Linked DNA regions of Homo sapiens: region 1 is linked to region 2. The links are chromatin loops, found by intact Hi-C in ENCODE. Cell type or tissue: ascending aorta. All regions are shown on one strand. Each heading gives the region's core, and the rest is flanking DNA. Links, peaks and the distances in the headings are about the cores only. Region 1 has its middle 9.0 kb from the start of MIR325HG. Region 2 has its middle 160 kb from the start of MIR325HG.

Region 1 (16,192 bases), core at 8,074-10,573, 150 kb before region 2:
AAAAGTACAGTCCTATAAACTTAGAAAACATCAAGCCCAGTTCTACATAAGACTTCTGAGTCCTCCTATGACATCCCTAACCAGTGGTGCTTGAATACTTTACGTGAAAAAGTAGTAGTTGGAAAAAAGTAGTAGTTCCTGGACAACCTATTCCATTTTCCTATAACTCTAGTCATTTTTAAAAATTGTGAGCCCCAAATTTCTTCCCTATGGATTTCACCCAGAAGTCTGAATCCTGTCTTCTAGAGCAGGGGTTGGCAAACTAGGGCTTACAGGCCATACCCAACTCACTGCCTATTTTTGTAGAGAACATGAGCTAAGAATGGTTTTTACATTTTTAAATAGTTGAAAAAATAAAAAAAGAATAACATTTTGTGACATAAAAAATTTTATGAAATTGAAATTTCAGTCCATGAATAAAGTTTTGTTGGAATACAGCCATGCTCATTCATTTACATATTATCTATGGCTGCTTTCTTGCTACCACAGCAGAGTTTAGTAGTAGTAGTTGAGTGGTAGTAGACATTATGGCTCTCAAAGCCCAAAGTATTTTACTATGTGGCCCTTTCCAGAGTAAGTTTGCTGACCACAGATCTAAAGCAACAAAATAGCAGTTTTCAACAGGACTCTGCTTAAGTAAGAATGTAATGGGGATAGTAGATATATGACAGAGAGTTAAGAGACCTCACAGAGAATCCCAAATCCTCAAAGGGAGGAAGGAGATGTGTGCCAAGGTCCTCCAAGACCTTGAATAACTTCAAGTCATTTCCCATGGTCTCCAAGGGATAAGGAAGAGATTTAGCTTGTGTGGAGAGAGGGAGTCTCTAAGAATAAAGAACAGCTGGAAGTGAAGGTTTGGGTCAGACTGTTAAAGACCTTGAGCACAAAATACATTTTCTTGGCCATCCTGAAAGCAAGAGAAGAGCCACTATTGAGTTTCAGGTTGTGATAGGGTCGATTGACAGGGTAAAAGCAGGACCTGATGAGGATGATTCATGCTTCTAGATATCATTCTAGTTCTATCTTGGTTCTACACAAGTTGCACTGGTTTGAGAAGTTCAGGTCATTCTGGTCACTCAGGTTCAAAACCATCTCAATACAGCTACCCTAGTCTGAACGCAATCTGGTTGGAGGTCAGGCTCCTACAGTAAATGAAAGATGTATATTGGGTCAATTTCAAAGGATTTCTGCTTTAGAAGGCATAAGAGATGTGATAAGAACATCTTGTCACATCTTTCTCTGATTCCTACTCATTTTCAGGACCCAATTCAACCATACCTCCCGCAGGGTTCTTGCCCTCCTCTGAACTCCTTCAGGACTTCTTTGTACCACTCACATGGTCCTAACTTATACCCTTACTAATATTGAAAGTATCTCTTTGTGAAAATGGCCTGTTTCCCCAGAAAAACCTTGAGACCCCAGAGGAAAAGAATTATAACTGAGACTTTTCCGTGTTCCCATGGGATCTGGCTAGTTGGGAAGGATATTGATCCAATGATTTAGTGGTCTCTCAGTGTAGGGAGGCCCCACTTAGGGAACCTCAGGCACTTTGGGAGCTGTGTCTGCTCTCGTTACACACTCACCTTTCTCAACTAAGTAGGCTGTGAAGAGGTGAGGTCTAGTGATGTATCCCAGCCAGGCCTGGGCTACAATGACTACACAAAGAGCATATAGCTCTTTCTGGCCCTAATGCCACAAAGTCTCTGGCTCCCCATCATTCCTGCTTTCATAGGCTCAGGGATGAATGTCATGGTCAGAAAGACAAAGCCCACAGTTCTGATTGCCAGGTATCCAGTCCCATTTTCCATGGCCTCTGTTGATGTTGGACCCAGCCTTCAGGCTGGACTCAACAGACTCAGGATGAAAATAGGCCCTTGGCTGGGAAGGCTGGCTTTCCACAAAGTGCTCTTTCCCCACAATGGCCAAAGCAAATGTCGCCGGCCAGAGCTGAAAGCCAGCCAGCTGCTCCCAACCTTTGCCGGGCAGCACCAAGGAGGCCCAGAGTCAACAGTGCATGGACAGGTTTGCTATTTTATTCCTTCTCATTCCTCAGACATCAGATTTCCCTTTGGTGAGTCTAAACAACCAAAAAGAACTGAAGTCACCTCTAGCCTCTAGGAAAAAGTCAAAGATCTTTTGGCCTCAATTGCTAAGAGTTAGAGATTCAGCACATCCCCCACCTCCAATCCCCTCAGCCTCTCAAGGGTGCCAAAGACAACAGGCCACCTTCTGGAGTCACTGTTGAAATTGCTTCTCTCTGTTTCCTTAGGAGAAAGGAAGGAGGTGTGCAGGAATGAACTATCAGTACCCACTGTTCTTGCTGGTTCACAGGCCAAGGTAAGACTCAAAACAGAGTCCAATGAATTATTCTTCTTGAATTAAGTAGCCAGCCTCCCTTCATCATGAGAGGTCAGGGGCCAGGTTTCAGAAACTGACTGAGAGGAACATGGAGAGAGGAAGAGAAGGATGGGTAAAGAAAAGCACAGTGGGAAAGGCCAGGCAGAGACAAAGGGAAGAATTTTTTATTGAACATACCGAAGTTTCTTCTGAAAGAGCAACTTTAGGCTAATGAGTGCAATTAGGAAGGTGGGAAAATTTTGATGGTGGCAAAGCTAGAAAATGGTACTGCCTTGGGAATGAAATTGTCTTGTCTGTATCCATAGAAAATATTCCCCTCTCCCAAACTGGGACGAGTTGTTACTGACTTAGAAGATACCTGGGACTAGAAAGGATTACTATCAAACAGAAAGACATCCTTCATCAGAGATAGTCAACATCTGATTCAAACTATAAGCTATCTCTTCAGTACACAGGTCCCCTCTAATAATAATCATAGACATTTCACAATAATAGTAATAAATACCCCATAATTAACCCCACCTACATGCCTGGCAATGTTCTATTCCCAAACTTGTCACCAAGGCACCCCAGCGTGCCATAAGCAATTTGCAGAGGTACTGCAAGATATTTTAAATTTTTGAGGGAAACATATTAACATCTGTTGGATGCCTGTGAACTACTACTATTAAGCTTTTTCCACCTAATTACTCAATAAACAGAGCTGTTGTATATTTCTATATTTCTTTTGGCTTAGGGATGCTGTGAAAAAAATACGAAAACACTAAGGGCACAGTGAACCAAGAAACTTTGGGAATATTTGCTATATGGATTACATGGATTACTCATGTAATTCTCCAACATTATGAGGTAGGTCTTAATATTGTTTGCATTTTGTAGATAAAGAAACTAAAGCTCCAAAAGATAAAGTAATTTGTCCAATGTACACATCTAAATGATGGCAAAGCAGAGATGAAAACATAGATATGGTAGACTCCAGGGACTGTACTCCTAAAACATTCATAATACTGCTTTCCCATAATTAGCTTTGCACACCATGCTCATTGAATATGCAGGCTGTAAAGAATGCCTTGATAGGACAAGTGATGTTTGTGTTACGGAAATAGTATTACTAGTCTAGAAATCCAAAATTTATTTGTCTCTTAATCAATACATATACTATAAAATGTATATAAAAGGGATGCCATTTAAAACTAAGAATTAAATAAATATGAAACAGAAGCTGAAATTGGGATTCCCACCAAGCTATTTCAACCGTTCAACTGCTTTTGAACTAATTCCTGGGAGATCCCCCATGGTTAGTATAATTTTACTCTAAATTTTAGTTTTTCTGTATCCCCAAGGTTCACTTTTATTTTCTGGTGTGATAAGCAGTGTCTTTTATCTCACTGAATATAAAAGAGAAAGTATCAGCCCCAATTGCCACTGGTTTCTCTCTTATTACCCTGAGGGAATTCAGCCTGAGAACAAGGACAACATACAAAGCAGGGCAGAATCAAGAGAATCACAGAGGAAAGGTGCCAGAGTCATGACTGAACCATACTTGAAACCTGTCCAACCGCTGGACTTTTCTGTTACATGAGCCAATATTCCTCTGTTTTGTTCTGATCAGTTTGAGTTTTCTGTAATTTGCAACCAAAGCAACCTGAATAAGCTACTTTCCTAAAGCACCTAGCACCATGCTTGGTATACTCAGCCATAAGAGCCCTGTTCCAATGCTGATTCCCCACTGAAGCATGTTCTAAACCCCAAACACAATTTATTGCTCCATTATTTGGGTATCATAGCTCATTATATATAACTTTACTGTATGGTATATCACTGTGGGTTATTTATTTACAGATACTTCTTTACCTAATGTTTTTCCCACTATAAGGTAAAACTGTGGTGCCTTATAAAATGCCTAACACACAGGAGACCATCCATAAGTGTGTGTTGCTCTGAACTAAAATGAAACATTAAGCATTCAATCAACGTTAGTTCAGTTCTCTTTCCTCTGGCAGGCAGAATGATGCTAGATAGGTCCCATTCTTACTATAAATTCTGACAGCCCAGAGACTTGTCCCATTTTAGCCCTAGGCATGGGCAGAACAACTACAAATGGCAATACCCAGTCTGCTGTTCCAGCATCCAACACCCTGTACCAGACCTGGCAGAAATCAATGCAGAGGTTGCTGAGACAAACCATGGGCCCCACTGAACCCAGCCCAGACAGAGAGTAGCAGTACAATCATGGCCACCACAAAGCTGGCAACCAATCAGAGTAGTACAATGGTATTTTAAGGAAGGCCCCAAAAACATACCCATTCCATTCTCTCCTTTGTGTCCCATCTGCAAGCCTACAATTCTATCACAGGAATTTAATTGTGTTAACAGAGGGCTTTGGCCTTCTTCAAAGCAAGTTTCTTTCTGTACAATAATTTCCTCTTCTTCTGAACTTTCACAGTACTTAGCACATTCTTCTATTAGCATTTCTCATATTGGCTTGTGATTATTTCTATATGTGTCTGTGTTGCCCGCTAGACTGTGAGCCCTTGAGGACAAGAATTTTGTTGTCTCAGTCTCTGCATTCTGTGGGCCTACCATATACCGAAAACAGAATAAATGCTCAGAAAGTGTTTCTTGAAATTAATTATTGTCAAGTCTCCCTTAAAATAGTGAGGTAGATTTGATGCCAATTGGTACTTGATACCTCCTCCTGCCATAGAAACATGTGGGATTTGGAGATGGTGGTAGAATACGTTGATTTGAGCCTATCTTAGTGAATTACTTGCCAATTGTCCTTTCTCAAAGCCTGTAAGCTCTTTGAACCTTAGTTTCTTCACCCTCACAATAAAGACAATTATAAATGTACTTTGTGAATGTAATGTCTTGTGAAAAAGTGTATTTATAACATAACTTAATTGAAGGAGGGTTTTTTTCCATAATTATTTTTGCCTAGGGATAAGTGGGGATTCCTTCAGAGCTTTGCAGAGATTGCCATTTCACATACTGGATGTTCCCTGTGGAGTTTTTTTGTGGCAATAAACCTATTCTGCTTCCTCCATTAAATAATAAACAACTTTTATCCTTCCTTAGTCCACCTCCTTCAGCAGTGTTCAAGGTGGGCAAATGGCAGTAGGAACAACCCAGAACTGCACAGAAACCAAAAGCCTCTTAGAATCAACTCTAGAACGGTGTTCTTGCAGATGAGAGCCACACTTTAGTTAATATTAACACCAATTTATGTTTCCTGAGCACCTGCAAGCTGGATAGTGAAAGAAGTCATCTAGGAACAGAGATGATGATAGCAAAAATGTCACCTTTGAATGCCAAACCAAGCCTGCCAAATCGAACTACTCATTGCTCTTCATACATGCCTTATGACTTTTCTACCTTTAGATCATTCCTCTTGCTGGTACAGAGGTCTTAAATGGCCTTCTACACTTTTCCTAATGTCAAGTGCTAACTATCTTTCAAGGCCTGGCTCAAATTCTACCTTTATAAATTTTTCCTTATATACCAAATTCCTTCTTTCACCTACAAATTGTTTCTCCTTCTTTCATGTTCTTCTGAAAGCACTTGGCTTCTGGCAATTACTACTTTTCTATCATCTCTCTCAGTTAATGTCTCTCCAATTTATCTTCTCCTCCTAGGTACCTGTCATCTCTTGCCTGAAACATTATAGTTACATACTAAGCAGTTTCTCTGCCACCGGTCTTTCATTCCTCCAGCCTATACTCCACGTTATTGCCAAGTACAGCTTTCTAAAATACTTACCCTACCCTGATTTAACATTTCTGGTCATAGGAGAAAAATCTAAATTCAGCAACATGATACACCATAGTAGCTACAAAATACAGGCCCATGAACTCACTACATCAGAATCATGGTCAAGGGGGTGGGGATAGTTTGTTAAAGACATAGATTCTCAACCAGATTCTATTTCCTGAAAATCTGTAACTTTAAAGGCATTACAGATCAGCCAAGGATGGTAAATATGTTTCATCTTATGGATCAATTCAAATTGACTACAAATAGCCATTTGCGGTTCTCTGTTTTGAATGATTCTAAGTCATATCCAGGCTTATTGGGAAGAAAGATTATGCCTGATTAGCAATTTCTGATGGGCATGGGAGGAACTTATAGTGGTGATCATGCAGGCATTTTTTATTCCGGCTTCAGGCACAGAACAACTAGCAATTTCCCAGGCAGGTAGGCAATTCCCACCTTTGTGTACTGTTTCATTCATCTAGAATGCCTCCCTCTGCCCACACCCTCAACTCCTGAGTTTCTAGAAAATTTCTAATTATCATCTAAGTTCAATTTAAATATCACCTAGTCTGAGAAGTTTTCGTTGACTCTCTGCATCATTCCATCTCTCATCTGGGTTCTGATAACAATTTTTTCTCATAAGCAGAACTTGCTGTATTTGACACTTTAAATCCATTTTTAAATAAAGATGAATATAAATAAACTAATTTTCCTAAAAATACTAAATTATGTTGTAAACCTCTGTGTATATCTGTCCTATTAGACTCTGACCTACTCGAAATAAATGACCATACCTTATTCATCTTGTTTTCTTTAAATTCCAAGCCCCTTGCTCAGTTCCTAGTATCCACGGGGTGCTCAGTAAACATGTATTGAACTGAGCGTAGATCTCATTGTGGGGTGTGGGGAAGAGAAAGGAAGAGACCTGGTAACTGCATCAAATGCATCACCCTTCCCTAGAGAAACATGGAGATAGGGTCAGGTCCATGGATGCAAATGAACACTTCTGAATGAAAGAAGACAAAAAGCACTGACAGGAATACCCTGTGAAATAGGTGCAAAGATGTCTCCTTTCCCACATAATGTCTTCTGGTACTTCTTTGTCAGCCTCTTATGGTTTCCCACTCTTCTCAACAGTGTTTATTGTCTGTATCTCACAATTTGGTATATGCTTGTTTCAGGCTGGTGAGCCTTACCTCCATTGTTAGATTGCTCCTACAGACCAAGAAACAGGGCTGAACATCTTCAGAGCTTCCTAGGCAAGTAGCACAGGTTTAGGCACATGTTAGGTACTTAAAAAGACTTGTTAATTGATTTATTGAGTGATGATGTTTTTTATGATTTAAGAGGTCAAGTGTTTGTGTGATATTTATTACAGTTGTTATTGCACTCCAAAACCAGAGAAAATGTTCAGAGAAACTCTTGTTTGTGGGAAAGCAAAAACCTCCCACCTCCACATTAATTTTCCCAGCGCTTACTTCTCCAGATTAACAATGCCTTACCTGTGCCCTGTAGTTGGGAAATAAGACTAATTTGTGAGTCTAGCATGGCATAGAAAAAGTTGTGGAGCTAGAGTTAGATGATTTGGATTCTTATTCTGACTCTGCCAACAACTTTCTGTATGACCCTGGGCAATACGCTTCCATCCAGCTTTACTATCTATTAACTGAGGAAGGCAGACTCCAAGGTCTCTAAGGGGTCTTTCTGTTTTAAGTTCCATTGTTTGATTAAGGCAAGTGTGTTTAGCATGAGGAACATGAATAGGGGACATTGAACAGTGCTTGTCCTCAAGTATTTTATGGAGTTGTTTATTTTTCCAACAGAATTTCTGAATGTCTACTATATGTCAAACACTGTTCTGGAGACTCAAAATGTAACCTTGAACAAAACAAAGTCCTTATTCTCAAGTGCTTATGTTCTAGTAAGGAAAGGTAGACTATAATCAAATAAACAAGCAAAATCATAATATGTCAGTGAATGCAATGGAAAACAAAAAAAGCAGAGTGAATTAGTCCGTTCTCACATTGCTAATAAAGACATGCTTGAGACTGGGTAATTTATAAAGGAAAGAGGTTTAATTGACTCACAGTTCAGCATGGCTATGGAGGCTTCAGGAAACTTACAATTGTAGTGGAAGGGGAAGCAAACATGTCCTTCACATGGTGGCAGCAAGGAGAAGAACCAAGCTAAAGGGGGAAAAGCCCTTTATTTAACCATCAGATCTCATGAGAACTCACTCACTATCATGAGAACAGCAGCATGGGGATAATGGCCACATGATTCAATTACCTCCCACTGGGTCCCTCCCACGACACATGGGAATTATGGGAACTACAATTCATGATGACATTTGGGTGTGGACACAGCCAAACTATATCATTCCACCCCAGCCCCTCCCAAATCTCATGTCCTCATATTTCAAAACACAATCATGCCTTCCCAACAGTCCCCCAAGGCCTTAACTCATTCTGGCATTAACTCAAAAGCCAGACTCCAAAGTCCCACCTGAGACAAGGCAAGTCTCTTCTGCCTATGAGCCTAGGGCTGATGAGATCAAAAGCAAGTTAAAATCAAAGATGTAAAATCAAAAGCAAGTTAGTGACTTCCTAGATAGAGTGGGAGTACAAACATTGGGCAAATACGCCCATTCTAAATGGAATAAAATTGGCCAAAACAAAGGAGATAAAGGCCTCATGCAAGTCCAAAATCCAGCAGGGAAGTCAAATCTTGAAGCTCTCAAATGATTTCCCTTGAATCCATGTCTCACATCCAGGTCATGCTGATGTGAGAGGTGGGCTCCCACAGCCTTGGGCCATACCACCCCTGTGGCTTTGCAGAGTAAATCCCCCCTCCTAGCTGCCTTCACAGGCTGGCATTGAGTGTCTTTGGCCTTTCTGGATGCACAATGCAAGTTGTCAGTGGATTTACCATTCTGGAGTCTGGAGGATGGTGGCCCTCTTCTCATAGCTCTACTAGGCAGTGCCCCAGTGGGGACTCTGTGTGGGGTCTCCAATCCCACATTTCCCTTCTGCACTGCCCTAGCATACGTCCTCCATAAGGACTTCACCCTGTAGCAAACTTCTGCTTGGAGATCCAGGCATTTCTGTACATCCTCTGAAACTGGGGCAGAGGTTCCCAAACCTCAATTCTTGACTTCTGTGCACTCACAGGCCCAACACCACATGTAAGCCACCAAGGCTTGTGGCTTGCACCCTCTGAAGCAACAGCCTGAGCTGTACATTGGCCCCTTTTAGCCACAGCTGGAGCTGAAGCAGCTGGTATGCAGAACATCATGTCCTAAGGCTGTATAGAGCAGGGATGTCCTGGGCCTGGCCCATTAAACCATTTTTTCCTCCTAGGCCACAGGGCCTGTGACGGGAGGAGCTGACATGAAGGTCTCTGACATGCCCTGGAGACATTTTCCCCATTGTCTTGGTGATTAACATTTGGCTCCTCATTACTTATGCAAATTTCTGCAACTGGCTTGAATTTCTACCCAGAAAATGGGTTTTTCTTTTCTATTGTATCACCAGGCTGCAAATTTTCCAAACTTTTCTTCTCTTCTTGCTCTTGAATGCTTTGCCACTTAGAAATTTCTTCTGCCAGATACCCTAAATCATCTCTCTCAAGTTCCAAGTTTCACAGATCTCTGAGGCAGGGGGAAAATGCCACCAATCTGTTTGCATAGCAAGAGTGATCTTTACTCCAGTTCCCAACAAATTCCTCATCTCCATCTGAACCACCTCAGCCTGTATCTTATTATCCATATCACTATCAGCATTTTGGTTAAAGCCATTTAAGTCTCTAGGAAGTTCCAAACTTTCCCACATCTTCCTGTCTTCTGAGCCCCCCAAGTCTCTACGAAGTTCCAAACTTTCCCACATTTTTCTATCTTCTTATGAGCCCTCCAAATTATTCCAATCTCTGCCTGCTACTCAGTTCCAAAGTCACTTTCACATTTTCAGGTATCTTTACAGCAGCACCCCACTCCTGGTGCCAATTTAATGTATTATTCCATCCTCGTGCTACTAGTAAAGACATATCTGAGACTGGGTAATTGACACAGAAAAGATGTTTAATTGACTCATAGTTCAGCATGGCTGGGGAGGCCTCAGGAAACCTGCAATCATGGTCAAAGGATAAGCAAACAGGTCCTTCTTCACATGGCAGCAGCTAGGAGAAGTGCCCAGCAAAAGGGGGGAAAGCCCCTTATAAAACCGTCAGATATTAGAGAACTCACTATCATGAGAACAGCAGCATGGGGATAACTGCCCTCATGATTCAATTACTTCTAACCAGGTAAATCCCTTGATACATGGGGATTATCGGAACTACAATCCATGATGAAATTTTGGTGGAGACACAGCCAAACCATATCACAGAGCAAGAAGAAAAGGGAGTGCTAAGGTATATCTAACTATCTTACATACAGTAATAAAAAAAGACACCTTTTATAAAGTTACATTGATTAGAGACATAAGAGAAGTGAGAGAGCCAGCCCTGTAGATATTGGGAAAAGATAATTTAAGCAGAAGGAACAGAAAGTACAGAAGCCTTGAGAAAGAATGTACTAGATGTATTCCAGAAAAAACAAAGAGGCTAATGTAGTTGGAGCAGAGCTAGCAAGGGGAGTAATAAGAGAGGAAGTCAGACAGATACCAGTCAGGCTAAAGAACATGAAAAGGCCCTGTAAGCCACTGTTAAGACTTCAGATTTTATTCTGAGTGAGATTGGGAACTATTACAAGGTTTAGCTCACAGGAAGTGACATCATCTGACTTGTTTCTCAAAGAAGCAAACTAGTTTCTGTCTTCAAAATAGACTGTAGTAGGGAGGGCAATAAGAGTTGGAGCAAGGAAACTAGTTACGGAGCTATGTTAGAGATGATGATGGCTTTTTTAGGGTACACAAATATCTACAATAGAGTATAAAAAAATAATAAGTGGCTACACACAGAATATAGAGTTTAAGTACTGTGGTTGGTGAGCAGTGACAGGATCAAGTATGTGGATGAAATTATCATAAAGGAGGTGAAGCTTGAAACAAACGTTACAGGATAAAGAGATAGAGTCTTTATCTCTCACATGAGAGTAACAATCCAAGCCCTATAAACTCCACAGGATTCTTGTGAAACTCAGCTGAGAGCCTGGATTAAAGAACACTATGTAAGACACAATGTAGAATACAGAGGTAAGGAATTATTATTCCTGATTCTTGACCTACCTATCCCCTATTTTTCACAAGCAACTAGAGAAAAGGAACTGGTAACAGTTTAAGACAGCCTGGCATGATAAAATCACACTGATGAATTGACTGTCAACTCAAAAGACCATTATATGTGGTAGCCCATATGTGTTGCTCTATTCCTATGGATAGATAGGGCAGCCCTGACATGCTAACTAAAGCCTGATAGTTCTGCAACATTTAAGCCTGCAAGCCAAGACTAAACAAGTGGAAAATATTAGCAATATTTGAGATTGGCCCAATTGGAAAGGACCAATGTTCAATAATCAGCACAGCAGAAGTTCCTCCAACCCAACCTCCAAGCCTGAGGAGTCATCATTCGCACTCTGTATTGTCACTAAGAGAAAACTCCCAATGCCACAGGCTACAACTCTCTCCCTTTAATTTTTACTCATCCTTGTGACACCCATATCACTCAAGGAACCACCAAAAATTCTTCAATAGACTATAAAGAAAGGTGAGCAGAGTTCCCCAGTGCTGTCGCCAGGCAAGCAGAGTCACAAAGGATCTGAACTGGCAGACACCCAAATACCAGGTAGTTTTCTGATTGATTTAGATAAAACAGAGGAGTAGTCAATAGACCTGGCTGCTTTTCCTCCCTGCATCTCTACCTCAATAGCCCCTGACAGCGTTTTCCATAGCTCAGTGTGCCACAGAGCATCTACTCAACCAAGTATTAGTTGTCCAAATGAGTATTCTCATTCTTAGATAAGAATACTGGGACAAAGAGAGAGAAAAAGTTGCCCAGTAACAAACCAAGTTTGTGGTCCAAATCCAGGTGTCCTAATTATCCTCTCCATCCTTTTCTGCTGTAATCAAGCTGCCTTGTTTCATCTAGGTTTGCACACTCATTTCTCTCATAGGTTCATCATTTTCACCTATGGATCCTATATATTTCCACAGCTCAAAGACATCATTTGTATCATGTCATCATTTTTTAGCCTTGGACACATTTAAAAGACGGTTTGTATGCTAGGAGGAGATGTGGTCTAAAACACCCAAGTTACTTTATTATCTTTGGTAGATGAATCACCAATTTGCCAGGCTCAAAACCCTGAAGTTTTTTCTGCCTCTTCCTTTTTTTGAGACAGGATCCCCTCTGTCACTCAAGCTGAATTACAGTGGTGCAACCATGGCTCACTGCAGCTTCAACATCCTGAACCTCTTATTATTTTGAGATATGTGCATCAATACCTAGTTTATTGAGTGTTTTTAGCATGAAGGGTGTTGAATTTTATGGAAGGTTTTTTCTGCATCTATTGAGATAATCAAGTGATTTTTGTCATTGGTTCTGTGTATATGATGGATTATGTTTATTGATTTGCATATATTAAACCAACCTTGCATCCCACGGATGAAGCTGACTTGATCTTGGGGGATACGTTTTTGATATGCTGCTAGATGTGGTTTGCCAGTATTTTATTGAGGATATTCACTTCGATGTTCATCAGGCGGTATTGGCCTGAAATTTTCTTTTTTTGTTGTGTCTCTTCCAGGTTTTAGTATCAGGATAATGCTGGCCTCATAAATTGAGTTAAGGAGGAGTCTCTCTTTTTCTATTGTTTGGAATAGTTTCAGAAAGAATGGTACCAGCTCCTCTTTGTACCTCTGGTAGAATTCGTCTGTGACTCCATCTGGTCCTGGGCGTTTTTGGTTGGTAGGCTATCAATTACTGCCTCAGTTGCAGAACTTGTAATTGGTCTATTCGGGGATTCGAATTCCTCCTGGATTAGTCTTGGGAGGTTGTATGTGTCCAGGAATTTATCCATTTCTTTGAGATTTTCTAGTTTATTTATGTAGAGGTGTTTATAATATTCTCTGATAGAAGATTTTATTTACATGGGATCAGTTTTTATTTTTATCATTTTTTATTTTGTCTATTTGATTCTTCTCTCTTTTCTTTTTTATTAGTCTGGCTAGCAGTCTACGTATTTTGTTAATCTTTTCAAAAAAAAACAAATATTCATTGAAGTTTCGAATAGTTTTTCGTGACTCTAGCACTTTCAGTTTACTTTGATCTTAGTTATATTTTGTCCTCTGCCAGCTTTTGAATGTGTTTGCTCTTGCTTCTCTAGTTCTTTTGTGATATTAAGTTGTTGATTTTAGATCTTTCCCACTTTCTCATGTGGGCATTTAGTGCCCTAAATTTCCCTCTAAACACTGCTTTAGCTATGTTGCAGAGATTCTGGTACATTATGTCTTTGTTCTCATTGGTTTCAAAGAACTTATTTATTTCTGCCTTAATTGTTGTGTGGTGTGTGTGTTGTGTGGTTTTGATGGAGTTTCTTAATCCTGAGTTCTAATTTGATTGCACTGTGGTCTGAGACACTGTCTCTTTTGATTTCCATTATTTTGCATTTGCTGGGGAGAGTTTTACTTCCAATTATGTGGTCAATTTTAGAATAAGTGCTACATGGTGCTGACAAGAAAGCATATTCTGTTGCTTTGGGATGGAGAGTGTTGTAGATGTCTATTAGGTCCACTTGGTCCAGAGCTGAGTTCAAGTCCTGAATATTGCTGTTAATTTTCTAGGCTGGGTGCAGTGGCTCATGCCTGTAAACCCAGCACTTTGGAAGGCTGAGGCTGGTGGATCATGAGGTCAGGTGTTCGAGGCCAGCCTGACCAACATGGTGAAACCTTGTCTCTACTGAAAATACAAAAATTAGCCTGGTGTGGTGGTACACACCTGTAATCCAAGCTACTCAGGAGGCTGAAGCAGGAGAATCACTTGAACCCAGGAGGCAAATGTTGCAGTGAGCTGAGATCGCACCACTGCACTCCAACATGGGTGACAGAGCAAGACTGCATCTCAAAAAAAAAAAAAATTCTGTCTCGTTGATCTGTCTAATATTAACAGTGAGGTGTTAAATTCTCCCACTATTATTGTCTGGGAGTCTTAAGTATCTTTGTAGGTTTCTAAGAACTTGCTTTATGAATCTTGGTGCTGTTGTATTGGGTGCATATATATTTAGGATAGTTAGCTCTTCTTGTTACATTGATCCCTTTACCATTATGTAATGCCCTTCTTTGTCCTTTTTGACCTTTGCTTGTTTAAAGTATGTTTTATCAGAGACTAGGATTGCAACCCCTGCTTTTTTTTCTTTCTATTTGCTTGGTAAATATTCCTCCATCCCTTTGTTTTGAGCCTATGTGTGTCTTTGCACGTGAGATGGGTCTCCTGAATACAGCACACCAATGGGTCTTGACTCTTTATCCAATTAACCAGTCTCTGTCTTTAATTGGGGCATTTAGCCCATTTACATTTAAAGTTAATATTGTTATGGGTGAATTTGATCTTGTCATCATGATGCTAGCTGATTATTTTGCACATTAGTTGATGCAGTTGTTTCATAGTGTCATTGGTCTTTATATTTTGGTGTGTTTTTTGCAGTTGCTGGTACTGGTTTTTGGTTTGTTTGTTTGTTTGTTTTTATATTTAATGTTTCCCTCAGGAGCTCTTTTAGGGCAGGCCTGGTGGAGACAAAATCCCTCAGTATTTGCTTGTCTGTAAACGATTTTATTTCTCCTTCACTTATGAAGCTTAGTTTGGCTGGATATGAAATTCTGTGTTGAAAATTCTTTTCTTTAAGAATGTTGAATATTGGCCCCCACTAACTTCTGATTTGTAGGGTTTCAGCAGAGACATTCACTATTAGTCCAATGGGCTTCCCTTTGTGGGTAACCTGAACTTTTCTCTGGCTTCCCTCAACATTTTTTCCTTCACTTCAACTTTGATGAATCTGACAATTATGTGCCTTAGGGTTGATCTTTTTGAGGAGTATATTAGTTGTGTTCTCTATTTCCTGAATTTGAATGTTGGCCTGCCTTGCTAGGTTGGGGAAGTTCTCCTGGATAATATTTTGAACTGTGTTTTCCAACTTGGTTCCATTCTCCCTGTCACTTTCAGGTACACCAGTCAATCATAGGTTTGGTCTTTTCATGTAATCTCATATTTCTTGGAGGCTTTGTTTGTTCCTTTTCATTCTTTTTTCTCTAATCTTGTCTTCATGCTTTATTTCATTAAGTTGATCTTCAATATCTGATATTCTTTCTTCTGCTTGATCAATTTGGCTATTGATACTTGTGTATGCTTCACAAAGTTCTTGTGCTCTGTTTTTGCCACATCAGGTCATTTATATTCTTTTTAAACTGCTTATTCTAGTTGCCAGTTCCTGTAACCTTTTATCAAAGTTCTTAGCTTCCTTGTATCGGGTTAGAACATGCTTCTTTAGCTCGGAGTTTTTTGTTACTCACCTTCTGAAGCCTACTTATTTCAATTCATCAAACACATTCTCCATCCAGTTTTGTTCCATTGCTGGTGAGGAGTTGTGATCCTTAGGGGGAGAAGAGGCATTCTGGTTTTTGGAATTTTCAACATTTTTGTGCTTTTTTTTTCTCATCTTCATGGATTTATCTCACTTTGATCTTTGATGCTGGTGACCTTTGGATGGAGTTTTTGTGTGGGCATACTCATTGTTGATGTTGATATTATTGCTTTCTGTTTGTTAGTTTTTCTTCCAACAGTCAGGCCTCTCTTCTGCAGGTCAGCTGGAGTTTGCTGGAGGTCCACTCCAGACCCCGTTTTCCTGGGTATCACCAGCAGATGCTGCAGAACAGCAAAGATTCCTGCCTGCTTCTTCCTCTGGAAGATTTGTCCCACAGGGGCACCCACCAGATGCCAGCTGGAGCTCTTCTGTATGAGGTGTCTGTCCACACCTGCTGGGAGGTGTCTCCCAGTCAGGAGGCATGGGAGTCAGGGACCCACCTGAGGAGACACTACATCCCTTAGCAGAGCTGAAGTGCTGTTCTGGGAGATCCACTGCTCTTTTCAGATTCAG
Region 2 (16,192 bases), core at 8,121-10,620:
CCAGCCTCTTATGACCATCCTTCTACTCTTTATGTCCATTAGATCAATTGTTTTGATTTTTACATCCCACAAATAAGGGAGAATATGCAAAGTTTGTCTTTCTGTCTCTGGCTTATTTCTCTAAACATAATGATGTCCAGTACCATCCATGTAGTTGCAAATGACAAGATCTCATTCTTTTTTATGGCTGAATAGTACTCCATTGTGTGTATATGTATCACATTTTCTTTATCCACCCATTAGTCAATGGGCACTTAAGTTGGTTCTTTTTAAATTTTTAAAAATATATATATTTTATTTACATAGCTTTTGGGGTACAAGTGGTTTTTTGTTTCATGGATGAATTATATAGTGGCTAATTGTGAGATTTTGGTGCACCCATCACCCAGGTAGTGTACATTGTACTTAATGTTTTTTTATCCCTACACCCCTCCTAACCTCTCCCTTCTGAGTCTCTTAAGTCCATTACATCACTCTGTATGCCTTTGTGTACTAGTAGCTTAGCTCTGACTTATAAGTGAGAATATATGGTTTTTGGTTAAGTCCTGTGTTATTTCACTTAAAATAATGGCTTTCTGCTCCAATCAAGTTACTGCAAAGACATTATTTTATTCCTTTTTATGGCTGAGTAGTATTCCATGGTGTATTTATACTATATTTTCTTCATCCACTCATTAGTTGATGGGCACTTAAGTTGGTTCCACATCTTTGCAATTGTGAATTGTGTTGCAATGCATGTCGTTTTCAGATAATGACTCTTCTTCCTTTGTGTGAATACACAGTAGTGGGACTGCTGGGTCGAATGATAGATCTACTTTTCGCTCTGTAAGGAATCTTCAATACTGTTTTTCACAGAAGTTGTACTAATTTATATTCAGCCAGCAGGATATAAGTGTTCTCTTTTCCTCACATCCACATCAATATTTATTGTTGTTTGACTTTTTAATAATGGTTATTCTTGCAGGAGTAAAGGTGTGTCTCACTGTGGTTTTAATTGGCATTTTTCTGATGATTAGAAATGTTGAGCATTTTTCCATATGACTGTTGGCCATTTGTATATCTTCTTTTTAGAAATGTCTATTCATGTCATTTGCCCACTTTTTGATGGGATTATTTGGGTTTTATTCTTGTGAATTTCTTTGGGTTCCTTGTAGAGTCTAGATATTAGTCCTTTGCTGGATGCATAGATTGCAAATATTTTCTCCCATTCTGTGGGTTGTCTGTTTACTCTGGTATTATTATTATTTAACTGTGCAGAAACCTTTTTAGTTTAATTAGGTCCCATTTATTTATTTTTGTTTTGTTGCACTTGCTTTAAGGATCTTAGTCCTGAATTATTTGTGTAAGCTTATGTCTAGAAGAGTTTTTCCAATGTTGTGTTGTAGAATTGTTATGGTTTCATGTATTATATTTAAGTCTTTGAACCATCTTGCATTGATTTTTGTATAAGGTGAGAGATAAAATCCAGTTTCATTCTTCTACATGTGGCTTTCCAGTTTTCCCAGCACCATTTATTAAATAGGGTATCCATTCTCCAATTATATTTTTTATGCCTTGCCAATGATCAGTTGGTTGCACATATTTGGTTTACTTCTGGATTCTCTATTCTGGTCCATTTGGTCTATGTATCTACTTTTATAACAGTACCATGCTGTTTTTGTGACTATAGCCTTGTTGTATAATTTTAAGTGTGGCAATGCAATGTTCCCTGAATTGTTCTTTTTGCTTAGGATTACTTTGGCTATTTGGGCCCTTTTTATTCCATATAAATTTCAGAATTGCTTTTTCTAATTCAGTAAAAAATGATATTCATATTTTGATGGGAATTGCATTAAATCTGTAAATTACTTTCAGCCATCTGGTCATTTTCACAATATTGATTCTTCCAATCCATGAATATGTAATATGCTTCCATTTGTTTGTGTTATCTATAATTTCTTTCAGCAGTGTTTTGTAGTTCTTTTTGTAGATATCTGTCACCTCCTTGGTTAAGTATATTCCTAGGGTTTTCTTGCAGCCGTTGTAAAAGGGATTGAGTTCTTGATTTAATTCTCAGCATGACTGTTGTTAGTGTATAGCAGTGCTACTCATTTGTGTACATTGATTTTGTAACCTGATACTTCGAATTTTTTAAATCAAATCTAAGAGTCTTTTGGAGGAGTCTTTAGGATTTTCTAGGTATATAATCATATCATTTGCAATCAGTGATAGTTTGACTTCCTCTTTTTCAATTTTGACGCCCTTCATTTTTTTCCCTTGCCTAATTGCTCTGGCTAGGACTTCCAGAATTATGTTGTATAGGAGTGGTAAAAGTGGGAAAACTTGCCTTGTTCCTGTTCTCAGGGGGAATACTTTCAACTTTTCCCCATTCAGTACGATGTTGACTCTGTGTTTGTCTTACATAACATTATTTTGAGGTAGGTTCTTTTGATGCCTAGTTTGTTGAGTGTTTTTATCATAAAGGAAAGCTGAATTTTATGGAATGCTTTTTCTCCATCTCTTGAGATAATGATATGGTTTTTGTGTTTAATTCTGTTCATGCAATGTATCACATTTATTGATTTATGTATGTTAAACCATCCCTGAATCTCTGGGATAAAACTCACTTTATCATGATGTGTTCTTTTTGATGTGTTGTTGGATCAGTTAGTATTTTGTTGAGGATTTTTTTAGTCCCTCAGCAGTGGGTAGCAGCACCAGATCTAATAAGAGTGGAAGGTAAATGACATAGACTCTGTGGTATTCCTGGGTTATGAGAGTCTTAGCATGTTGGCTTTCTCAAATGGCAGCTATTGCAGTAATGAACTGGTTATGTGGACAGACTCAGGACCTCCTGGTTAGCCAGAGTGGTGCAGGCAGTGGTAATAGCTGAGGTCACACAGCTATTTTCTCTTTCCTGGGCACAGTGTTATTCTATCAAGAGATGTCGTAATAAATTGTGTTGGTTGGCCTCCAGCCAGGAAATGGTGCTTGCAAAAGAGCAACAGGCACAATAGTAGCAGTGGGATTTTTCTTCCCTTATGTTGCCCAGGGTGGGTACTCTGGTTTTTCAGACAATGGGGAGAGCCTTATAGCTCCCCAAAGTTTCTGTCTTTTGTGTTAAGCTACCAGGGCTGGTGGTGGGGCAAAGTAAGGTGGGGACTGGGTCAGGTGGGTTTGTGGTTTCACTCTCCATGTGCAGTGCAAGCAGCAGCCCCTGTGGGTGTTTGGGGGTAGGGGGGTTCTAAAGCTTCTGGGTTGATGATCCAGAGCAGAATGATGCTGCCTCTGCTGCACAGAAAAGTTCACACAGGGAATGGGGAGTATCAGGTGGCAGTAAGACCCACATAGATCCCACACACTTGGTGAGGCAGATCCATTCCCACAGTATTCCACTGGCAACAGAAAACTAAGTTCCAGGCAGCCTGCACTCAGAAATTGCAACTGCCATAGGTTATAAACTTTCCCTGCAGAGACACCAATTATGGGTTTCCAGCCATACCCTTTCTCTTCACCCACAAAACCAGGTGCCTGGTTCCTGCACTCGTGGATGCAGCTTGCTTTTCACTGGCCCCCCCAGCCCTGGCAAACGGAATTCATCCCCACGTGAGGTTACATTATGAAACCCAGTTGGGGACTTCTTTCAACCTACAACCACTGTCTGAACTATTTGGCTGACTTTCACATGGTCCCCTGTGAGGAATAATAAAGAATGGTTTCCTTTGGTGTGCACCGGTGATTGGAAGTGCATACAAGGGTCTTCCCACCACTGCTCCTACTTTTATATTCCATGACTCTTCCCAAGTTGGTTCCTGCACTGGGTAGGGTTAAGGCCTTCCCCCATAGCCTGAACTTTCAAGCTCCCTAGTGAGGTTGTAGATCCCAGAGTCAGTCTTTCCCTCTCACAGTTTGGGGACTCATAGCCTTTCACCTGACGCACAGTGTAGTCTGCAGCCTGCCAGCTCCTTCAAAAGGTCTGTGGATTCCTTCAGTTTTACTGTTTAGTTCCCATGTCACTTCTTGGAAATAAAGAACATTTACAGTGTGAATCTCTACACACTATTTTGTTCTTCTAAGTGAGACAAGTAAGCTAGCAATGCCTCTAATCTGCCATCTTCAAAAAAACTTTTATACCTTAAATGGATGCATTTTTTATCACTCATACTGCCATAAAAAAGTGGGCAACTGTTCATGACTTTAGATTTAGAGATGAATTCTTAGCTATGACAGCAAAAGCACAAAAAAAGCAAAAGAAAAATAGATCAATTGGATCTTTACAAAATTAAAAAATATATACACATAAAAGAACACTATTACAAAGTGAAAAGACAATCCACAGAATGAGAAAAATTATTTGCAAACCATATTTCTGATAAAGGTGTAGTACCCAAAATATTTAAACAATGTTTACAATTCAATAACAAGAAGACAAAGAAACCCAATGATACAAATAAGCAAATGACTTAAACATATATTTCTCTAAAGAAGATATACAAAGAACCAATAAACACATGAAATGATGCTCAACATTATTAGCCATCAGGAAAATGCAAATCAAAACCACATTGTGATACTACTTCACATCCACCAAATATGAAGTGTTGGTGAGAATGTAGAATAATTAGAACCCTCATACATTGCTACTCAAAATCTAAAATATCATAGTTGCTATGGAAAGCATTGTGGCATTTCCTCAAACTGTTAAACACAGAACTACCATGTGACTCAGCAATTCTGCTTGTAGATATATTTCCAAAAGAATTGATAATAGGTATTCAATCAAGAACTTGTACAGAAATTGTACTGTAGTGTTGTGTTTTATAGCAGCACTATTCACAATAGTCCAAAGTTGAAAACAAACCAAATACGTCCACCAATGATAAATGGATGATAATCCAAATGTGGTATATCCATATAATAAAATATGATTCAGCCAAAAAAGGAATGACATACTGATACATGCCATAACAAAAATGAACTTGGAAAAATGATGTTAAATAAAAGAAATCATACAAAAAAGGTCACATATTGTATGATTACATTTATATTAAATATTCAGAATAGGTAAATCCATAGAGACAGAAGGAAAAAGTCATCAGAAGTGGTTAGGAGGATAGCACGAATGGGGAGTGATTGGTTAATGTGAATGGAATTTCCTTTTAGGGTGATAAAGATGTTTTAGAACTAGATAGAGGTGATAGTTGCACACTGTTACAAATGTACTAAATTGTACACATTGAAGTGGTTAATTTTATGTTATGTGAGTTTCACTTTAAAAGAGAAAGAAACAAAGGTCATTTAAATTGTAAAGAAGGACGTAAAATTGTCCCTGTTTGCAGACATGATGTTTTAAATAGAAAAGCATAAAGATTTCACCAAAAAAACGTTTAGAACTTATAAACAAATTTAGTAATAAGGTTGCAGGATACAAAATCAATCTACAAATTCAGCAGCATTTCTACACATACACAAAAAAGTAGCTGAAAAGTAAATCAAGAAAGAAATTCCATTTACAAATAGCTACCAAAAAATAAAATACCTAAGTATAAATTTAACCAAGGAGGTGAAAGATCTCTATAAGAAAAACTATAAAACACTGATGAAAAAAATTAAAGAGGATATAAACAAATGGAAAGACATCCCATGTTCATGGATCACAAGAATTATATTTTTAAAATGACCATACTACTCAAAGAAATCTGGATTCAAGGTAATCTCTATCAAAATACTAATGACATTCTTCACAGAAATAGGAAAAAAAATCCTAAAAATTTTTGTGGAACCACAAAAGACCCAGAATAGCCAAAGCCATCCTGAGCAAAAAGAACAAGCTGGAGCTATCACACTACCATGTTTCAAAATGTACTGCAAAGCTACAGTAACAAGCACAGCATGGTACTGGTATAAAAATAGACACACAGACCAATGAAAGAGAGGAAATAACCCAGAAATTAATATAAGAATCTACAGCCAACTTGTGTTTTACAAAAGTGCCAAGAACATTCATTGGGGAAAGAATAGTCTCTTCAATAAATGGTGCTTTCAAACTAGGTATCCATGTGTAGAAATATAAGACTAGACCCACACCTCTCATCCTATAGAAAAATCAACTCAAAATGAATCAAAGACATAAATGTAAGACCCAAGACTACAAAACTACTAGAAGAAAACCCAGGGGAAACAGTCTAGGATATTGGTCTGGAAAAATACTTTTTGAATAAGACCACGAAAGCACAGACAACCAAAGTAAAAATAAACAAATGGGATTATATCAAACTGCAAAGCTCCTTCATAGCAAAAGAAACAATCAACAGAGTGAAAATACAACCTACAGAATGGGAGAAAACATTTGCAAACTACTCATCTGGCAGGGGATCAATACCCAGAATATAAAAGACATTCAAATATCTCAACAGCAAAAAAAAAAAAAAAAAAAAAATCTGATTTTAAAATGAGAAAATTATCTGAACATACATTTCTCAAAAGAAGACATACAAGTGGCCTAGAAATATATTTTAAAAATTGATGATCGTTATTACTAATGATGACTAACAGTGATGATAATAATATCACTAATCATTACAGAAATGCAAATCAAATCCACAATGAGGTACTGTTACATCCCAGTTAGAATCACTATTATCAAAAACACAAAAAATAACAAGTGCTGCCAAAGATGCAGAGAAAAAAAACATTTGATTGACTCTTGGTGGGAATGTAAGCTAGTACAGCCACTATGGAGAACAATATGAAGCTTCCTCACAAAACTACACATAGAACTACCATATGATTCAGCAATCCCACTACAGAATATTTATCCAAAAGAAAGGAAATGGAGATATTGAGGAGATATCTGCTGCCCTACCCTTGTTTATTGCAGCACTATTTACAATAGACAAGACATGGAATCTAACTAGATGTCCAACAACAGATGAATGGATAAAGAAAATCTGTTTATATACAGTGGAATAATATTTTGCCATAAAAAGAATGAAATCCTGTCATTCATGCAACATGAATGGAATTAGAGGGCATTATGTTAAGTAAAATAAGCCAGGAAAAGAAAATTAAGCACTGCATGTTTTCACACATATGTGAAAGCTTAAAAAAAAAAAAAAACAGGTTGATCTCAGAGAAGTTAAAAAGTAGATCAAAGGATGCTAGGGGTTAGGAAGAGTAGGGGGAAGGAATGCATAGGGAGAGGTTTTATTAGGAGAAATAAGTTATTGTAATCTATACCACCATAGGATGGCTACAGTTAACAGTTTTATATATATATGATAAATATTTAAGATGATGGATACACTAATTATTCTTTTCTCATCACCATACATTATATGTATTGAAACATCATTATGTGTCCTGTGAATATGTGCAATTGTTATATGTCAACTAAAAATAAAATAAAATAATTTTTTCAATGTTTTAAGTCAGCAGATAAACAAAGTATAAGAGAAACCCAGTCATCCCAAGGATCTCCCTTGAAACCCAAATGTTTCAAGACTATGATTTGGAAACAGTGGGAGGCAGGAGAAAGACCCTTGGGATGAGTTTATAAATCAAAATTTACACTCCATTATTAATTAGTTGCATGAGCTGAGGCAAGTTATGTAACATCTTTGAGGGTCAGTTTTTGCATTTTCAAAATGGGGAATATCAAATTTGCTGTCCTTACCAGAAAAAGTTTCAGGAAAGTAACACACAATAAGTGTTCTATAAAAGCAGCATATGCATTAATGTCCCCAAAAACCAACTCCATGGACTTGTTGTGAGAGAAAAATGAGTCAATGAGTGAAAAATTACTTGATGTCAAAGGGCTAGCTGAATAGTCAAATATATACCTGCTCCTTTCATTCTCTCAGAAAGCAACCATTGAGCACTTACTATATGCCAAACAGTGTGCTAGGATAGAGATAAGTTACACACTGTCTCTTCAAGAGCAGTATAATCTAGTGGGCAACACAGGTGAAGAGATAATTATAATAGGGTGTGATAATGAGATATGATATGGAATGTGATGGGATGCTATGAGATCACAGAAGGGTACCACCTCACTCAGTCTGGAAAGACTTCTGGGGTTAAGTAATAAAAGGTTAGCCAGACAAAATAATAAGTAGGGAAGACCCAATTCAAGAAGGCAACACAAACAGTTACACAAACAAAACAGTGTCTGTGGGGTACTTCAAAGAGATCAGTGTTGCTAGAGCATAAAGAGCAATCCAAGGGGTGGCAAAAAACAAGGCTTCTGAAATAAGTAGGGACAGAATCATATAAGGCCTTGTGGGCCCTGAAAGGAATTTGAGATTTATTTTAAAGGCAATGGGCAGGTGTATTAGTCTGTTTTCACACTGCTATAAAGAACTACCTAAGACTGGGTAATTTATAAAGAAAAGAGGTTTGACTTACAGTTCTGTAAGGCTGGGGAGGCCTCAGGAAATTTACAAACATGGCAGAAGGGGAAGCAAGGCACGTCTTACATGGAAGCAGGAGAGAGAGAGCAAGGGGAGAAGTGCCAAACTTTTAAACCATCAGATCTCATGAGAACTCACTCGCTATCATGAGAACAGCATGGGGGAAATCCACCCTCATGATCCAATCTCCTTCCACCAAGTCCCTCCCCTGACACATGAGGATTACAATTCAACAATTGTGGGTTGGGGACACAGAGCCAAATCATATCAGTAGCCATTGTAGGGCCTTAAGCACCTCGAGTACCATAATCAGATTTATATTTTAAAATTATTTTGGCAGTGTGGAGGATGAAGTGGAAGGGGCCCAGATTGGAGACAGGGACATCAGGAAGCAGTTGTTTGGATATGAAGTAATGAGGGCTTGAATTAAGGCAGTAGAAACAAAATTAAGTGGACAGATTTGAAATATATTTAGGAGATAAAAATCAGTAGGACTTGATGATGGATTTGGGTCTAACAGGAAAGGAAAGAAGGTGATTCAAGGATGACTCCATAGTTTCTAGGTTAGGTCGCTGGTAAGTAGTGGTGCCACCAAGTAAAACTGAAACTCAGGAGTAGAATGATGTTGAAGGGGTAATATGGTAAGTTCCACCTTGGTCATGTTAGGTTCATGGTACCTGTGATACATCTGAGTGGCAGACAACTTGATATTAATTTGTAACTTGGGCATGAGGATGGGATATAGAATCAAGGGTCATCAGAGTACAAATGGTAGCTGAAAGAGAGTTGGTGCCTCAAAAGGATATATTACATATTCTTTGGTAATCTGCCAGCTTCAAAATTAAGAATCCTTCATGGTTATTCTTTTATTGTCTTTCATTTAGATTAAATCTTCTGTGAAAGTGAAAGTGATAAGTTTTCAGGAAACAACTGAATAGAGTAAAAAAGACAGCATAACAGATAATAAATAGAAGACTGTTCTAGATAGGAAGGGAATATAGGCAAGAAAAAATAAGTTTAAGATCTTCTGGTAAAGCAGATTGCAAAGTCAGTCAGCTATTGAAATAGATATACAAAGCTCCAACTAAGCCATCTACATCTTGGTGTTTGTCAAGATACCACTGTTGCTACCAGTGTCTTGGCATTGCAAGTTGGCACCAGATGGTGGTACCTAGAGGCTCATGACTGGGACTACCAGTGCAGTGGCCTGGGAACTATGTTTGGAAATCCCTGTGCATGACTTCTCTGCTCTGCCTCCAAATGGAGGAAATTCACTTGGCTGATTTTCAGAAACTCTCTAGGAGGAATGTGAAGCAGGTTTCTAATCTTGCTCTGCTTAGACATAAATTAAGATCTTGTTTGTTCAGAATGACTACTACCCAATCCTGCCAGAAACTCCACTGTGCTCTCTGGGGTGCAAAACCTCTATTTATTAGGTTATATTTTTGGCCAGGAGTTCACACTGTGCTTTGTTCTCATTGCTCTGCCACTCCCATGGACTGGCTGCCGAGCAAACCAGACACTGACCCCTGATTCACTCTTCCATCAATTCTATTCATATCTCTTCATTGTCTTTGCAAGATGTGACCAAGCACCTCAAAGCAAATGCTGAGAGCCTTTTGTATTACTCCAGAGTGACAAGCTCCTCCCAGGCCCTGGAGACACAGAGGCAATCCAGCTGCAATGCTTATCCTCCTGGCCCCACCCAACAATGGTACTACAGTTGAAGATACAGAGCTCTGAAATTCTAGCTCTCTTAGAATTCTTTAAGTATCAGCAAGGCTGGCCCGGTTTAAAAGAAGTGCATGCAACTGCCTACCAGGAATTTTGAGCAGAACCAAAAGGCCTCTCTATCCTAAAACATATTCACTCACTCATCTACACTCCTTTTGGTTAAGGAAAATGTGCCTGCAAAAATGCCCCAGAGGCAAATTTATATATGGGAAAGGGCCTACAAGTAGGCATTAAGTTACCTAGCTTCTAGCCCCAACTAATATGCATGATATTGGGAAAGTCCCTTCCCATTTCTGGGTTTCAGTTTCCTCAATATACTATAGAAGGAGGGAAATAGATAAGTTCATCTCAAAGGCCCCTTATGACTAAAACATTCTACATTATTATGACCCAAGTACAAGCTCAAATGTTACTTTGCAGGACTACAAGTATTCATTTATTCATTTGTTAGAATTGACCAGACATGTCCCTGGAAAAGTAGAAATCCAGAGACATGGATTGATTACAAAGATATCCCAGAGGCATAGAAACTCTTCATGGAAACAAATCCTCACAGGACAATCAGAGATTAGAGAGCTACTGTTCTCCTTTCTGCCATGACTGTCTTATCTCCACCCCAAAACTGACCATGTCAGCTGGAGAAGGTAAAAGCTAGCTAGAAGGTAGAGAAGCACATATGGGAAGATGAACAGACCTTCCAAGTTGGAGAAACAAGACCAAATCCTAGAATAGCTGTTTTCTAAAGAGGTCCAGTTTGAGGACTCATATACAGTAGCCCCAGAGTACCATACCATGGGTGAGCAGAAGCTGACCTTCTCCAAAGGTAGTTGAGGTATGTGTCAGGAGGTCTAGGAAGTCAACCATTAGGCAGTCTTTTTTCTCAGAGAGAAGGTAAAGGCTATATCCTGAAATCCCAGATACTGTAACCTGGTTTCCTCAGGATAACCCAGGGAAGGGTCCTATAAAAAATAATATTACCTAATATTTATTAGCACTTAATATGTGTCAGGTAATATTCTAAGGGCTTCAGGTAAATTGAAACAATTAATCTTTATTAAAATCCTATAAGGCAAGTACTGTTACTATTCCCATTTTACAGTTGAAGGTAGTGAAGCATAGAGTGGTTAGTTTGTTTAAGGTCACTCAGTCAGGAAAGGGTAAGTCCAAGACATAAACCCAGGCAGCCTGGCTCCAGACTTCATGATCTTAACCCAACTAAAGGAGGGTAAGTATCCTCCCAAGTGTTACAAATTAGAGCTGGGAAGATCCTTAGGGACCATCAAGGGCCATCTCTTCATTTTATACATGAGGGAACTGAAACTCTGAGAGAGAAAATAATCTGCCAAAGGCTATACAGCAAACAAGTAAGAGCATAATAGAGCCAGAACCAGAGCCTCAGTCTGCTGACTCCCAATCCAGTGCTCTTTCCACTATTGCTTCTGATCGTTTGTTGAGTCTCTTCCTTAAATTGCCTTCCCATCACCTCACTCTGCTGACTTTGCCAGTTTGATCACTCCCAAACTCCGTCCAACAAGATTGCAGAAGAGCAGCCATCTGAGGTACAGGTCATTATCCTCACTTTCCAAAATATAAATGAGTCTAGAACTGGCTACAATCAAGCATTTTCCAAATGATTAGATCCCTAAATCCCAATATCACCTCTGTGAGGGTTACTGATAGAATGCAAAACCAATATTTTCCATCCATAAACACATCAACACTCAACCATGCCAAGGCCTCGACCTTCTGAGATGAGTGTTCAATGATGTATGAGGTCCGCCTCCTGCTCAGACAGATCTGTGGACTCAAATCTGAACTTTTTAAGGGTCATTTGGGGAAACCAATACCGAGCCCACATGGAAAAATTCTGCCTGATTCATTGAGAAATGATGAGTAGAGCCTATGAAAGTGGAAACTAGGGCTGGACAGTGGGCTCTGGAGGGAGTGAACCTAGCCTGGTTTATAATGCCACCAATGTGTGCTGGCCAGTGGCAAGGAAACAGACATCCCAGGTCCTACAAAGGCCCAGGCTACTTTTCTGTCGGTATTTATGGCTCACTGCCTCAAGATGTTGGATTTCACAAAGCCATCCTCCTGACTCCACATCCTACTCCACCCTTCCAGAGGGTGTGGGAAACAAAAGGCTCAAGTATAGATGGGAAGTTTTAATGGCCTCTTGTGGGGCTGAGCCTTTAACCCACATGAGGAACCCTGGCCATTTTCCCAATTCCTTTATGGGCCTCTGAGCTGGGCACACACCCCTGAGCATAGTGAGGCAGGGCAGACCTATCTCTCCCTGAGGATGGGAGCTGTGAATCCAAGGACCTTAGGCAGGAGGTTGGAAAAAGAGAAAAATCTTTCCTAGGCAATATAAAGAGAGTGGTCTCAAAAGGCTAGCTGATGTCTCAGGGCAGTATCAGCCACGCTTTCTATCTTGTTTGGACTTTCTACAGCATAGGCTTGGCACAAAACCTTTTTACAATGAAAGAGGAGCAAATGGTTGATTCTGAAGCCACTGTGTGGTAAAATACAAATAATAGTCACCACATTCACTCACTTCTTTATTTATCCACACAACAGTTATTGTGTACCTACTATGTGCAAAATTTCATAGAGAGTAGAAATATACAAAGCAGGAGGTTCATTTTGCAAAAACTCACATCCATAAAAGGACATGACGTTTACACATAACCAATGTCACTCAGCTGTAGATGGAAAAGGTCTTTAAATTATATAAATGAGAGAATCACAGTGTCCCAATCTGAAGGAACTTAAGAAAGAACCATCTCATCCAACCTCTTCATTGTACAAGTAAAGACACAAACCTAGAGAGAGATAAAGCATTCTCAATAGTTACACAGCCATGTAATAACAAAGCTGACCTTTCTACTAATCACTAAAGGGCTTAAAAATTAGTGGTTTGATATGAAATGTCAAGAAAAAACTTCATAGGGTGTTGTGTGAGTATTTAAAGAACAGGTAAGACATTACCCAAAAGTATATTATGAAAAATGTCAAACATACAGCCAGAGACAGCTACATAATTTGTGGGGCCTAGTGCAAAATGAAAATGTGGGACCTCTCTTTGAAAAAGCAGGGAGAAAGTACTGTTAACGTAAAAAGTGTTTTCATTCGTTGGTGCATTCACATGCTCTGTCTCTCTTACATATATATCTTTCTCTTTCTCTCTCTCACCATGGTATCTTCTACTTGCTATTTAATGTTGTTCTATATAAGGAATAATTAAAAATTGAAATTATTAGTATGAACTTTACTGTTCATTTTTATATTATGCAATGTTGGATTTAACTGCAAATATAAGAACATTTAGGCCAGGCACAGTGGCTTATACCTGTAATCTCAACACTTTGAGAGACCAAGGCAGGAGGATCACTTGAGCCCAGGGGTTTGAGACCAGACTGGGCAACATTAAAAGACCCTGTCTCTACAAAATATATATAAATAAAAATCAGCCAAGTGTGGTGGTGCACACCTCTGGACCCAGCTACTCAGGAGGCTTAGGTAGAAGAATCACTTTTGCCTCAGAGGTCAAGGCTGCAGTGAGCCATGATTGCACCACTGCACTCCAGCCTGGGAGATAGAGCAAGATCCTATCTCAAAAAGGATTTAACTCATATTCACAGTCACCAAAATTACACAATTTGTATTTCATAGCTTATACATGCATATGTATTTTCTGCTTACCAGAAGAATGGAAATGCTGCACAAAGCTAATTCAAGTATTTTCTATTTCACTTTTTGATATGTCCACATTCTACCAACAGTCTCTACTTTCAGTTCACTGATGAAAGGACTGAAAGGAGTAACTACTACGGGTGGCCCTATCTTTCCCTTTCCTTTTAAATCATCATATTTAGCAATAGTAGTTGGCTAATATAGGGAAGTAGCATGAGTAAAATAGAATACGATAGAGTTCCTTGGTCATTCGTGTTTCTTAGAACATAATTGCTTTTTTTGCATTCAAAGGAAGTTCTGATTTAAAAGGAAAGTATAGCCTCTTAAGGTTGTCAGTACTCCCACTTGGTTTTACACATAAATCACTTACCTTGCACTCAGTTTGAGCCTTGCTGAACTCCCACACATTGTAGGTGTACTGGAATTCCTCACTCATGGAGCATTACAAACACTATATATACCTGGGGTGGCAAGGAATAGTAGATACATATTATGTGTATCTACTCTGCTTATGTGCATACTCCATTGTCCTATTGGATTTTTAACACAAGTTCAAAGATGAAATTATTAAGAACTTCGAAAACATGACAACAGAGCATTAAACCAAGCACAATGCCCTTCTGTGCATGGGGCCCTGCATGACTCCACAGGTCACAAACCCTTGAAGATTATCCTGCATATAGCAAAATATAAAGAATTATATAGTGAACACCAGTATACCCACCACCTAGATAATTTTTTTATCTTTCTGAGACGGAGTCTCACTGTGTCACCCAGGCTGGAGTGCAGTGGCATGATCTTGGCTTACTGCAACCTCTGCCTCCTGGGTTCAAGCAAGTCTCCCTGCCTCAGCCTCCTGAGCAGCTGGGATTACAGGTGCCTGCCACCATGCCCAGCTAATTTTTGTATTTTTTACTAGAGACGGGGTTTTGCCATGTTGGCCAGGCTGGTCTGGAGCTCCTGCCCTCAGGTGATCTGCCCACCTCTAACTACAAAAGTGCTGGGATTACAGATATAAGCTACTGTGCCCGGCCTACCCACCATCTAGATTCTACTACATTTGCTTCATCATATATCTATCCATTTCTCTATCCATTCTTTAAGCTATTTTATTTTCTGTTGCACTTCAAAGAAAGTAACAGACATTAGTACACTTCACCAACAAACACTTCTCCATGCATATCATTAACTAAAATTTAATGTACATGTACAGTTTTTTTTAGGTAAATGTACATACATTTATATCACAAACATTAAGGGAACATTTGCTAAACTCTGACAAATGCATTTACCTATGTAGCCCAAACACCTATCAAAACATAGAATCTTATCATCATCACAGAAATCTCCCCTTTCCAGTCAGTCCTGACTGGTCCATCACCCTCAGAGGCAACCACAAAAACAGATAGCAATTTGATCAGTGAAGATTATGACAGAGTCAAAGGGAAAGAAAAAAAACGGCTTTTGAGGCTAGCAGATGGAAAAGCTTGTTGGAAGTAAACATTTTGTACAATAATGTTAGGAGGTAACATTTGTTGAACAGTGTTTCTCAGGCACTGATATGATTTGGATCTGCATCCCTACCAAATCTCATGTCAAGTTGTAATCCCCAATATTGGAGGTGGGGACTGGGGATTGGATCATTGGGGATGGTTTCTCATGAATGGTTTAGCACTATCTCCCTTGGTACAGTCCTGGTGATATCTGGTCATTTAAAAGTGTGTAACACCTCCCCCCTCCATCTTATTCGTTCCTAGTCCAGTCATGTGACATGCATTCACACCCTTTACCTTCCACCATAATAGTAAATTTCTGATGCCTCCCCAGAAGCCAAGCAGATGCTAGCATCATGCTTCCTGTACAGTCTGCAGAACCATGAACCAATTAAACCTCTTTTCTCTATAAATTACCCAGTCTCACGTATTTCTTTATAGCAGTGTAACAACAGACTAATACAGAAAATTGGTATGAAGGAGTAGGACATTGCTATAAAGATACCTGAAAATGTGGAAGCAACTTTGGAACTAGGTAACAAGCAGAGTTTGGAAGAGAATAGAGGGCTCAGAAGAAAACAGAAAGATGAGGAAAAGTTTGGAACTTCCTACAGACTAGTTGAATAGTTGTTACCAAAATGCTGATAGTGATATGGACAGAGAAGGCCAGGCTAAAAATAAAAAGGACTCAGATGAACATGAGGAATGTATTATGATCTGGAGCAAGGGTCACTTTTGTTATGTCTTAGCAAATTACTTGACTGAATTGTGCCTCTGCCCTAGGGATCTGTAGAACTTAGAACTTGAGAGTGATGATTTAGGGTATCTGGAGGACGAAATTTCTAAGCAACAAAAAATTCAAGAAGTGGCCTGGCTGCT

What was found. A loop is a pair of places that touch in the nucleus more often than their neighbours do. Peaks named below come from ENCODE experiments on the same cell type or tissue, not always from the same donor. Only the 100,000 strongest peaks of a DNase experiment are listed, where the experiment ranks them.
Region 1: it touches region 2 in a loop (2.6-fold over the local background); 2 of 110 quality-filtered maps call a loop at or near these places.

What each region holds. Positions count from the first base shown.
Region 1 is chrX:77,015,408-77,031,599 of GRCh38, forward strand. No RefSeq gene overlaps it. Among named protein-coding and RNA genes, the nearest start is that of MIR325HG, 9.0 kb to the left of the region's middle. In ascending aorta, for the core only: no CTCF peak of the experiment used is centred there; no DNase peak of the experiment used is centred there; H3K27ac peaks cover 371 bases.
Region 2 is chrX:77,165,303-77,181,494 of GRCh38, forward strand. No RefSeq gene overlaps it. Among named protein-coding and RNA genes, the nearest start is that of MIR325HG, 160 kb to the left of the region's middle. In ascending aorta, for the core only: no CTCF peak of the experiment used is centred there; a DNase peak (open chromatin) is centred at 9,579; H3K27ac peaks cover 1,284 bases.